Linked DNA regions of Homo sapiens: regions 1 and 2 are each linked to region 3. Evidence: chromatin contacts called from ENCODE Hi-C or POLR2A ChIA-PET data. All regions are on one chromosome and are shown on one strand. Each heading gives the region's core, a stretch centred on a gene start or an enhancer-like site at or near the end of the contact. The rest is flanking DNA. Distances are from core to core; before and after follow the strand shown.

Evidence for each region. Hi-C counts contacts between places; a loop is a spot of excess contacts on that map. ChIA-PET counts read pairs that join two places held with the same protein, here RNA polymerase II (POLR2A). Pooled maps may share reads with other maps.
Region 1: a pooled map shows a loop between it and region 3 (7-fold over the local background). The contact joins the promoter of RPS19BP1 here to the promoter of TOMM22-DT in region 3. A Hi-C loop is called at or near these places in 1 of 50 pooled maps. POLR2A ChIA-PET finds 5 or more read pairs at or near these places in 3 of 52 experiments (PC-9, activated CD4-positive, alpha-beta T cell and activated T-cell).
Region 2: a pooled map shows a loop between it and region 3 (3-fold over the local background). The contact joins the enhancer-like site here to the promoter of TOMM22-DT in region 3. A Hi-C loop is called at or near these places in 1 of 50 pooled maps. POLR2A ChIA-PET finds 5 or more read pairs at or near these places in 3 of 52 experiments (H1, RWPE1 and naive thymus-derived CD8-positive, alpha-beta T cell).

What each region holds. Positions count from the first base shown.
Region 1 is chr22:39,531,466-39,535,188 of GRCh38, reverse strand. RPS19BP1 (ribosomal protein S19 binding protein 1) reads left to right here and starts at 2,441. Exons shown (of 4, transcript NM_194326.4): 1 at 2,441-2,502; 2 at 2,666-2,794. The coding sequence starts at 2,451. RefSeq lists silencers at 86-175, 236-285, 151-445, 2,517-2,676, 2,857-2,986 and enhancers at 2,247-2,296, 2,347-2,406, 2,196-2,711, 2,712-3,227.
Region 2 is chr22:37,932,556-37,936,534 of GRCh38, reverse strand. It overlaps MICALL1 (MICAL like 1), which reads right to left. Exons shown (of 16, transcript NM_033386.4): 11 at 3,856-3,979; 12 at 3,647-3,737; 13 at 3,423-3,496. Among named protein-coding and RNA genes, the nearest start is that of C22orf23, 19 kb to the left of the region's middle. RefSeq lists enhancers at 1,899-2,700, 2,701-3,503. Within about 2 kb of position 2,479, at least 23 of the 41 ENCODE cell types and tissues checked have a DNase peak (open chromatin) inside an H3K27ac peak, as active enhancers do.
Region 3 is chr22:38,679,789-38,683,552 of GRCh38, reverse strand. It overlaps TOMM22-DT (TOMM22 divergent transcript), which reads left to right and starts at 1,697. Exons shown (of 2, transcript XR_007068097.1): 1 at 1,697-1,827. It overlaps TOMM22 (translocase of outer mitochondrial membrane 22), which reads right to left and starts at 1,596. Exons shown (of 4, transcript NM_020243.5): 1 at 1,458-1,596; 2 at 1,112-1,230; 3 at 557-674. The coding sequence starts at 1,574. RefSeq lists silencers at 1,253-1,302, 1,693-1,762 and enhancers at 1,493-1,562, 609-1,808.

The DNA.
Region 1 (3,723 bases), core at 1,192-3,691, 850 kb before region 3:
CTGGGCAGCCCAGCCTGGTGGCTCTGCCTCAGCTTCCCCAGCCACTCCTCCAGGCCAGGGTGAGAGTGGGAGGGGGTGCGGGACAGCAGGAAGCCGGGGCCACACGGTGCTGGCTGCAAGGAGCCAGCCGAGGCAGAAGGACGTCCGGACCCCCACCCCCACCTAGCCCGGGTGGGCGCAGCTGAGGCCTTGGAGTCTCGCCGCGTGAGAAAGCTGTCCTGCGGCGCCACCTATTGGCAGAAATGCGCCCGGCCCCGCGGATGTGCTGATAACTCCGCGGGAGGCTGGGGCAGCGCCTGGCCTGCCGTCCCGCCCGTGCCCGGCTGGGCTGCGGACGCTGCAGGGGTCCACCTGGCACGTTGGCAGAAAACTCCTCCACCCGGGGGACCGTGGGCTGATTCAGCCTAGATCGGGAGGAGGACAGAGCTTGGTCCTTTGCCCTCCTGAGAGGCTGACTCGCTGCACATCCCACGACCTCCTGGGCCTCAACCCAGCGGCTCACTGGCGTCCCAAACTCAGCTCTCATCCACTCATTTCGTGCGTTTCTGAACTCTTACCGTATGCCAAGCACTGTTCCAGGCGCTAGGGATATAACAATGAACAAAACAAAGATCCCTGCCTTGCGGAGCTTACAGTGGGGTATGGGCGGGGAAACAGACAATACGCAATACACATAATAAGTAAGACAACAATCCGGCTATGTTAGAAGCAGGAAGGAGGCATATGTCTGAACAGTCACTGGGTTCCAGGCCCCACACTCCCCTTAGGACAAAATCATGGAGTCTGAGGCCTTTGCGACCCTCCAGCCCAGCATGGCATCCTGAAGGGCCACTCGTGTGTCACAGGGGATAGGTCCTCGCTACAGCGGTCTCCGCCTAGAACAATCCCCGCTGCCCATACATGGTCAGCTCCTCCTCACCCTCCAGGGGCCTACCTGACCCCATGGCTTGACAGGCCCCACCCAGCACCACAGCACTGCTCTCCCTGGTGGCTGGGACAGGAGCGCCCCCACAAATCCTGCGGCCAGGCTGCCAGTCTTAACTCCCACCCCTGACTCCACCCGTGTGACCTTCGCCTCTCTGTGTTTGTTTCCTCGTCTGTAAAATGCAAAAGACAATTCCTACCTGGAAGGGTAGGGGGGATAAACAAGTTAACAAATGTAAAGCACGTAGAACAGCACAAATGCTTGAGTTTGTGTTGGTTGTTATTATTACTCTCTAGCCGATGGAGCTTAAACGGTGTGGTCTATCCCGGAGGACGAACTCCAGGTCCCACACTCTGTGGTGTCAAGTACACAGAAGGCCCTCAGAACCCGGCTGAGTGAACCCAGTGGTCCCTTCTGATTCACCGTTCACTTATTGCGTGTCTTCTCCATGCCAGGTGCTGGGCTGCCAGCTGCAGATGGAGCAGCGAACAAGCCCAGGGCTCCTCCCCCAGGTAAGCAGTGTCACTTCTAGGCCAGAGGGGCTCAAATGTTTTGGTCTAAGAAGCTTCTTACATTTAAAACTTCAGAATCCCCTCACTCCTGTAATCCCAGCACTTTGGGAGGCTGAGGTGGGCGGATCACTTGAGGTCCGGAGTTCAAGACCAGCCTGGCCAACATGGCAAAACCCCGTCTCTACTAAAAATTTTTTAAAAAGAAAATTAGCCGGCCGTGGTGGCGGGCGTCTGTAATCTCAGTTACTCGGGAGGCTAAGGCAAAAGAATCGCTTGAACCCGGGAGGCGGAAGTTGCAGTGAGCCGAGATCGCTGCACTCCAGCCTGGGCGACAGAGCGAGATTCCGTCTCAAAAAAAAAATTAATTTAATTAAATAAAATAAATTTTAAAAAATTCAGGATCCCAAAGAACTTTTGTATGTAGGCAACTGATATTTGCCATACTAGAAACTAAAACAAAAATTTTACATATTCATTAATTCACTTAAAATGACAATAAACCCATTGCTTGGTAACATAAACAACGTATTTTATGAGAAATAATTGTAGTTTTCAAAACAAAGATATGTCTTTAATGTCTGGCTTAAGGGAAGACAACTGGATTCTCATGCTGCACTCAACCTGTGCGATACCTAGTGCTGGTTGAAGTATATGAAAAACACTCCGCCCTGTCCCCATCCTAGCCCGCCACGGAGCCACGAGACCCGAGAGGATTGGCCAACCCGGCGGAGCAGGTTGCGGACGGCTTCCGGGGAAGGAGGGGACTGAGCGCCAGGAGCCAGGTAGATTGGGATTGAGTAACACATGTGTCTTTCTGCGCCTTGGACCCGCCTCCAGTTTCCGCCCCTTCTTCCGCTCAAGTGTAAACCCCTAACGCATGCGTCCTAAGAAAGATGGGCACTTCCGCCCATCCCCCTCCGGATCCCTCTGTTCGGGCTCGGGTTTCCGCCGAGACGACAGGGACTGCCAGGTCGGAAGTAGTGTGAGGCTCGTGGGCGGAGCCAAGCGCCGCCATGTCCGCCGCCCTGCTGCGGCGGGGCCTGGAGCTGCTGGCGGCGTCCGAGGGTGAGGAGGGCTGGCCAGGGGACGTCCGGCGCGGGCAGGAGGATGGTAGTGGCTGCGGGCGGGAGCCCTGGATGGAAAACAATCCAGGCCGGGCTTAGCCCCAGTGGCATGGGAACGCTGCGCGCCCTCTGACCTGGGTCTCTTCCTCTCTCTTCCCCTACAGCCCCCCGGGACCCTCCAGGTCAGGCCAAGCCGAGAGGGGCTCCGGTGAAACGGCCCCGGAAGACGAAGGCAATTCAGGCCCAGAAACTGCGGAACTCGGCCAAGGGAAAGGTGCCCAAGTCGGCACTGGGTAAGTTCGGGAAGGGGCTGAAAGTGCTGCCTCCGGTGCTGGGACCTGCGCCCCAGAGGAGGTGGCGCTTGAGGCAGGGCTTGAAGCGTTCGCCCGGTATTGCTAGACCTACTGTGTGCCAGGCGCGGAGCGGGGCCCTGGACATACGAAGGTGACAGAACACGCCACCGTCCTGGTCCTCGTGGACTACGGCCCTAGTGGGGAGAGAAGCATCAAAGAATATCAAACCCAGTGTGTCATTGCTAAGTGCATTGAAGCCTATGAATTAAAAGACTACGGTACTCTGATGGGGACTTAGGCCAAGTCAGCCTTCTCTGAGGAAGCGACATTTCAGCCGAGAGCTGAAGGATGTATAAGAGTGAGCTAGGTGAAAAGTAGGAGAATATTCTAGGAAGAATAGTATGTGCAAAGGTCCTGAGTCAGAAAGGAGGTTGTTGCCTTTGAGAATTTGAAAAAATAAAGGCTGGTAAAGGTGACCTAGTGAATGAGGATCAAAGATGGAGCATTTAAACACATTCACTAACACTCTGTACCAGGTGCTGATTCTAAGTGCTGTACAAATGTAAGCTCGTTTGATCCTTACAGCAGCCCTTTGAGGTCGATACTACTATCACCCCCGTTTTACAGATTCAGAAAAAGGCACCTGCCCAGGTGGTACAGGCATTGTGGCTGCCCGGGCATTGTGTCTCCAGAGTGCTGCTATTACCTACTCCATTGAAATAGGACATGCTGTGGCCTGGGCAGTGGCTATAGCAGCAGAGATAACAAGAGAATTGTGCAGGTGGAAAATATGTTAAAGAGGGGGCAGCAGAGAATTTCAGCCTTTAGAGGGGTTTTAGTGGTGAATTGGCTGTGAAGGTGGAGCCTAGTTTCTTGGGGGACGTAGTGTCACTTAATAGACATAAAGACTTTCGGAGGGGCTGGTGTAG
Region 2 (3,979 bases), core at 1,230-3,729, 750 kb after region 3:
CTGCAAGGGGCCCCAGCAGGGCCAGCACAGCACCTACTGCAAGAACAGGGCAGCACCAAGGGTCTCATGCTCATGTTCATTCATCCATTCAACAAATGTTCACTAGGTGGCTTCTGGCGGGAGGCAAGATTCAGGAGGGACAGAGTGGGGCAGGGGCGAGGAGACAACAGGGAACCCCAGGGCTCCTCCAGCAGGAGAAGCAACACAACCCAAGTGACATACTGGGACATTTATCCAAGGCTGTGGAGGAAGGTAGACTAGAGGGGATGCTGGGGGCAGGGAGCCCAGCAGGAGGCTCCCCTGAAGCTGGGCACACCTGCTGCCCCTCCTGCCTCCTTTCCTCTCAAGGCCCCAGCCAACCCACAGGACCACCCCCAGGGGCCCACTGGGGCCCTAGTATTTCCCCCTCCCCCAGCCTGCAGGCTCCAGGGATGAGTGCCCACACTTGGCCTTCCCTCCACAACATCTACCGCCACAGGCTTCCCTGGCTTCAAATAAATATCCTAGGCCGGGCCCGGTGGCTCACTCCTGTAATCCCAGCACTTTGGGAGGCCGAGGCAGGTGGATCACCAGAGGTCAGGAGTTCGAGACCAGCCTGGCCAAATGGTGAAACCTCGTCTCTACTAAAAATACAAAAATTAGCGGGGTGTGGTGGCACACACCTGAAATCCCAGCTACTAGGGAGGCTGAGGCAGGAGAATTGCTTGAACCTGGGAGGTGGAGGTTGCAGTGAGCTCAGATCACGCCACTGCACTCCAGCCTGGGCAACAGAGTGAGACTCTGTCTCAAAAAAAAAAAAAAAAAAGTAAATATCCTTAGCCAAGCGTGGTGGTGGGCGCCTGTAATCCCAGCTACTGGGGAGGCTGAGGCAGGAAAATCGCTTGAACCTGGGAGGCGGAGGTTGCAGTGAGCTGAGTTCACGCCATTGCACTTCAGCCTGGATGTCACAGTGACACTCCATCTCAAAAAAATAATAGGCCGGGTGCGGTGGCTCACGCCTGTAATCCCAGCACTTTGGGAGGCCGAGGTGGGCGGATCACGAGGTCAGGAGATCAAGACCATCCTGGCTAACACGATGAAACCTTGTCTCTACTAAAAATACAAAAATTAGCCGGGTGTGGTGGCGGGCGCCTGTAGTCCCAGCTACACGGGAGGCTGAGGCAGGAGAATGGCGTAAACCCAGGAGGCGGAGCGTGCAGTAAGCCAAGATCGTGCCACTGCACTCCAGCCTAGGCGACAGAGCGAGACTCTGACTCAAAAAAATAAAATAAAATAAAATAATAATAATAACAAATAGGGCCAGGGCTTGGCGCGGTGGCTCACGCCTGTAATCCTAGCACTTTGGGAGGCGGAGGCGGGTGGATCACGAGGTCAGGAGATCGAGACCATCCTGGCTAACATGGTGAAACCCCGTCTCTACTAAAAATACAAACAATTAGCCGGGCGGGGTGGCAGGTGCCTGTAGTCCCAGCTACTAGGGAGGCTGAGGCAGGAGAATGGTGTCAACCTGGGGAGGCGGAGCTTGCAGTGAGCCGAGATTGTGCCACTGCCCTCCAGCCTGGGCAACAGAGTGAGACTCCATCTCAAAAAATAAAATAAAAATAAATAAATAAATAAAATAAAATAAATAAATAAATAGAGCCAGGCGCAGTGGCTCATGCCTGTAATCCCAGCACTTTGGGAGGCTAAGGTGGGTGGATCACAAGGTCAGGAGATCGAGACCATCCTGGCTAACATGGTGAAACCTGGTCTCTACTAAAAACACAAAAAATTAGCCGGGCGTGGTGGCAGGCGCCTGTAGTCCCAGTTACTTGGGAGGCTCAGGCAGGAAAATGGCGTGAACCCGGGAGGCAGAGCTTGCAGTGAGCCGAGATCGCGCCACTGCACTCCAGCCTGGGCGACAGAGTGAGACTCTGTCTCAAAAAAAAAATAATAATAATAAATAAATAAATACCCCCCCCCAAAATAAATAAATAAATATCCTGAAGCCCCCTCAGCCACTGCCCCTTTCCCCTATGGCCTCACCTTGCCAAAATTGAGGAGCAGGTGGCCCAACCTGGTTCTGGGGACAGAGCAGGGCCTCCAAATCACCACCCAAGTTTGAATCCCACTTTGCCATTTTCCATATCTGGGGCCTGGGTAAGTTATGTCCCCAGTCTACACGTGGGGAAACTGAGACTCAGGGACATGAAATCTTTGACCAGTGTCACACAGTGAAGGTGGAGCTGGTATTTGAACCTGGCAGCCTGATGCCCCCAAGCAATGGCCCTCATGGTGTACTGTACTCGGAGCCTCATACACCAGCTTCACCTTCCAAAAGCAACATCCGGGACAGGCTGACAAGCCCGGGACGCACAGCCACCACACGGGGGCTGGAAAAGCCACAGTAAGCCCTGGGGCCGGGCTAGCCAGGGAGGCAGAGGAGCCGTGCCCGCTCTGGCCACAGGGCGCCGCTGTGGCTCTGAGTGGTGGCCACGCCCCAGCCTCCTGCAGAGTTGGGAGTGACTCACACAAGGCAGTGGAAGCCTGGGACATTCTGTGGCTTCCCCTGGGACACTCCAGCCTCCCAAATTCCCCAGTCAGTAGACAGTTCCCCTGCCACCATCCCCACAGTCTGGAGGGGCTGTGTGTGCAGGGACAGCCCCAGATCAGAGACATGGATGGAAGCCCAGCCCCGTCACCAACAGCCAAGTCCCTTGACCTCTCTGGCCCTCCACTTCCCATCTGTCAAGATGGCCCTTGCCCAGGGCTGGCACCATGCCTGAGCCATAAGAAAGTGGTCAAAAGCTTTGGCTCCCAACTCTGGAATCTCCATAGTCCTGGGGTCTCTGCCTGCAGCTGCGGTTCACTGCATTCCACGGTCACAGGGCGTGTGAGGAGCCCTCCTCACCAAACCCCAACTCGGCCACATGGTAACCATCAGCCATCAGCCCTTCAGAGGGTACAGAGTCCACGTCCACTGTCTCCTGGTCCCAAGAACACCCGAGGACGTGGGGACCTTCATTCCCATCTTACACCTGAAGCCACTGAGGCTCAGTGAGGCTAAGAATCCTGCCCAAGGTCACACAGCAAGTTAGTGGCAGAAGAAGGAACAGTCTGACCCACGCACAAAACAGGCTGGGCTGGTCCTGGGCCTGATCTTCATTCACTGAGAGCCTGTCATCCCTGGTCCCTCGGACGTCCACACCCTACACTGTCTGTGCGGTTCCTTCTCCTACCACAGCCCCAGCCAGCTTACTGCCTGTTACAGTCTCTCCCATCCTTGGGGGTGACCCAGACAGCCCTGCCCCGCACCTCCTCCTCTGGCCCTGTCCCCAGTCTGCCTGTGCATCCTACTGGGGTTTTGTCTGCCCGCTCCCCCACTCCTCCGTGTCACCAGGCCCCAGGGCAGGTGCCAGGGGAGTGCCAGTGGCTGCACTCACCTGGCTTATTGAGGAGGCACCGGAGCTCATACTCGACATCAGCCTGGCGCTGCTCCAGGTTCTGCTGCTTGAAGCTAGGGGTGGGAATAAGGTGACTCTTAACAATTCTGCCCGAGCCCCGGCTGCCCTGCCCTGCGCTGTTACTGATGAGGGAAGAGGGTAAGGGTTCTCCATTCTAAGCTCTACGGATTCCAGGGAGGGATGCCCCAGGCGGGGGGACTCACACATAGATGAGCTCGGACTCTCGCCGCACCAGTAGGTGCTTCTCGTGGATGAGCTTGAACCAGTCCACCAGCATGTCATCCTCACGGCCCTCTGGAAGCCAGATACCCACTGAGGCCAGGGCTGGCTGCCATGCCTGGCTCAGTTCCCCGGGGAATAGAGGCTCCTGCCCCCAGCCCCACCCAGCAGGCCCTCCCAGCCGCTCCCGCACCATTCAGGCCGCCACGCAGCTTCTCCTCCAGCAGCACCCCACGGTGCTCCAGGGCATCCAGCCGGCGCTCAATGGTATCCATCTCTCCATGGATGTCCTCCTCAGGGATGTACTGGTCAGCCTG
Region 3 (3,764 bases), core at 448-2,947:
CACTGGCCCATGGCCTGTTAGGAGCTGAGCCACACAGCAGTAGATCAGCAGCAGGCAAGTGAGAGAAGCTTCATCTGTGTTTACTGCTGTTCACCATCGCTCACATTACTGCCTGAGCTCCACCTCCTGTCAGATCAGCAGCAGTGTTAGATTCTCATAGGAACACAAACCCTTGTGAACAGTGCATGCGAGGGATCTAGGTTGCAAGCTCCTTATGAAAATCTAATGCCTGATGATCTGTCACTGTCTCCCATCACCCCCAGACAGGACTGTCTAGTTGCAGGAAAACAAGCTCAGGGCTCCCACTCATTCTACGTTATAGAATTATTTCATTATATATTACAATGTAATAATAGAAATTCAGTGCACAATAAATGTAATGCACTTGAATCATCCAGAACCCCCCCCCCGACCCCCGGCCACCCCCAACCCACCATCCATGTAAAAACTGTGTTCCATGAAACCAGTCCCTGGTGCCAAAAAGGTTGGGGACCAATGTGTTAGTGAAATAACTTGCGTCTCCACCACTGGCAAAAAGCCCAAGGTCTGGGCTCACCTGCCGCTGCTGCAGTTGCTGCTGTTGCTCCATTTGCAACTTCTCCGTCTCAAAGACAACGGGAAGAACCAGGATCATAAAGGAAGTGGTCCCAATCCACAAGGCTGCCCTGGAAAACCTGCAGAGGAAAATCCCCAGAGGGTGAGCATGAAGACATGCAAACAAAACAGGCAAGAACTACCCAGTAACCAAACCTCTCACATTACATACTCCAATGTTTTTGATAAACGTATTCTACCCGCTCCTTACACCATACTCCTACCAGAGACAGGAGGAGCAGCTATGGTAGCTGTATCATCTAGTGATGGCGGTTTAACATTCTCCTGAGTTCTTACAAAGCTCCTTATTCATTAATTATCTCCAACAATCTGAAATAACCCCCACAACTCCCCTGCCAGGTAAGAATCCCCATTTTACAGAAGAGGAAACTAAGAAAGGATAGGGTACAAGCCCAAGGTCACCCAACACGGGTCTGCTGCTTCCAAACCCCGTGTTCTTTCACAGCACCACGACCATCCCATGCACGTACCCAGTGCCTTTGCCCTCGTTCCTTACCTGTACATTTTCTGAGCCACAAAGAGGGAAAGATCAAAAGTGGCTCCGGCCGCGGACCGGACCCTCTCCGGAAACATCTCCGTCAGGCCCCATAGTCTCTCCGACAGGGTCTCATCTAGCTGTGGTGGAGTAGACGCGGGTCTTAGCCGAAAAAGCGACATCCATTCCTGGCCCCGCTGCGGCACTGGGAGCCGCCGAGCCCCACTGGAGCTAGGGCACCCAGGGCCCAGCAGGGCCCCTAACCCCGCCTCCCAAAGCAGCCGCTTCGCTCCGATCCCGTACCACGCGGATCCCACACCCACGAGCGGGCCCGCTTCCCGCTCTGCACCCCGCGAGGCCCTAGTACCTCCTCATCGTCGTCCTCCTCCAGCTCCTCCTCAGGCTTCTCCGCGTCGCCTTTCGGGAGCAATTCGTCCGGGGACTGGGGTTCCCCTGCACCGGCAGCAGCGACGGCGGCAGCCATGACTGTAGGGGACACCGGAAGCGGAAAGGAGGTGAGCGCAGCCGAACGGCGGACAGAGCTGCTTTTCCGGGAGCCGAGGCGCGAGCCGGGCGAGAGCGGCGCCCTCTAGCCCCGGGTCCTCCAGTGCCCGCAGCGGGTCCGGCAGCCCTGGCCTTATCCGGGCGTCGGGGCTTCGGCGGGCATTAGCAGCAGCTGAGAGGCCTGTGAGAGGTTCTGGGGCGCCACCGCAGTCATTCTGTTCAGCGGGTATAGGGTGAGCTCAGAAACTTGCTTGTTTTTCTTTTTTTCAAATGCGTTGTTTTAATTCCAGGTAATAGAGTTCAGGGGAGAACAAAGATCAAAGGGCTGACTCTGGCAAGATTCTGGGGGCTTGTTTTACTTTAAGTTCACAGCTAAGGTAGGAGTGGCTGAGTGAAAACAACTCAAGAGATGATGAGCCACTGTATTTTTTTTTTTAACAAAAGTTTATTCTTAAATTTACAACAGGCTCCAAGACAACACTTTATTCGAGCATAGGTGGCCAAAGATGTGGCCGGGAATAGAGATGTTTAAAGACGAATGGAGTCAGGCCCACCATCACCGCAGGCCCAAGGGACAGTGGAACAGGTCGCTTTTTGTAAGATTTTAGCTTTTTGTTGTTGTTGTTGTTGTTGGTTTTGTTTTGAGACGGAGTCTCGCTCTGTCGCCCAGACTGGATGGAGTGCAGTGGTGTGATCCCGGCTCACTGCAAGCTCCGCCTCCCAGGTTCAAGCGATTCTCCTGCCTCAGCATGCACCACCAACCACGCCCCGCTAATTTTTTGTATTTTTAGTAGAGACGGGGTTTCACCATTTGGCTAGGCTGGTTTTGAACTCCTGACCTCAAGTGATCTGCCCGCCTCGGCCTCCCAAAGTGCTGGCATTACAGGCATCAGCCACCGCACCTGGCCTATATATAGTTATATATTATATATAATATATATTTTATGTGTGTGTATATATATACGTATATATGTATATATATGTATATATGTGTATATATGTATATATGTGTATATAGGTATGTGTATATATGTATATATATACATACGTATACATATATACGTATTATGTATATATACATACACACATATACACACACACACACACACACACATACATATATATATAAAGACAGGGTTTCACTGTGTTGCCTAGGCTGGTCTTGAACTCCGAGACTCAAGCAATCCGACTGCCTCAGCCTCCCCAAGTCCTAGGATTACAGGCCTATGCCACTGCGCCCCACCTTGCCGGATTTCTTAATTCGGCCTGTGACCAGGGCCAAAGATTTATCTTCCTTGTCCATCTCCTTGGCCTGCTTCTTGGGCTGTTTTAGAGAGACACTGATCCAGTTTCGTTTTCCTGAGCCATGTTTTACTTGGTAGGAATAAATTAGTGTCTTGCAGGTCTTTTGGGAAAACATCAGGTAAATCTTCCCTATGTACCAAACAAAGGTAAGAGTTAACACCTAAATACCAGGTGCTCTGGTGCCTGTGGGTGTGGGTGGGTGCGGTGTGTCCTCCTTTAATCTTCACAGCAGCTCACTGGGGTAGGCACTGTTATCCCCATTTTAGAAATGAGGAAACTGAGGCATAGTACATAGATTTCTAGTAAGTAGGTGAGCTGGTCAGAAAGTATGCAGATATAAATTTTTGTTTGAGTTTGTGTGTTTGTTTTTGAGATGGAGTCTTGCTCTGTCGCCCAGGCTGGAGTGCAGTGGCATGATCTCAGCTCACTGCAACCTCCTGGGCTCAAGCGATTCTCCCGCCTCAGCCTCCCAAGTAGCTGGGACTACAGGTGTGTGCCACCATGCCTGGCTAACTTTTTGTATTTTTAGTAGAGATGGGATTTCACCATGTCGGCCAGGCTGGTCTAAAACTCGTGACCTCAGGTGATCCACCCGCCTTGGCTTCCCAAAGTGCTGGGATTACAGGTATGAGCCACTGCTCCCAGCCTCTATCAGATGCTTTCATAATAGTACAGTAAATGGAAATGTCCTTGTCCCACACCCTCCCCAGCATTAGGTGTTATCCATCTTTTTACTTTTTGCCTATATGATGGATGTAAGTGCTTCTTTTTAAAATGTGCCCCATGTTATTAAACAGGGTAATTTGATAAACACCTTTAGCCAACTGAACCTGGAATCAGAGACTCCCAGGATGGGAGAGTCCAA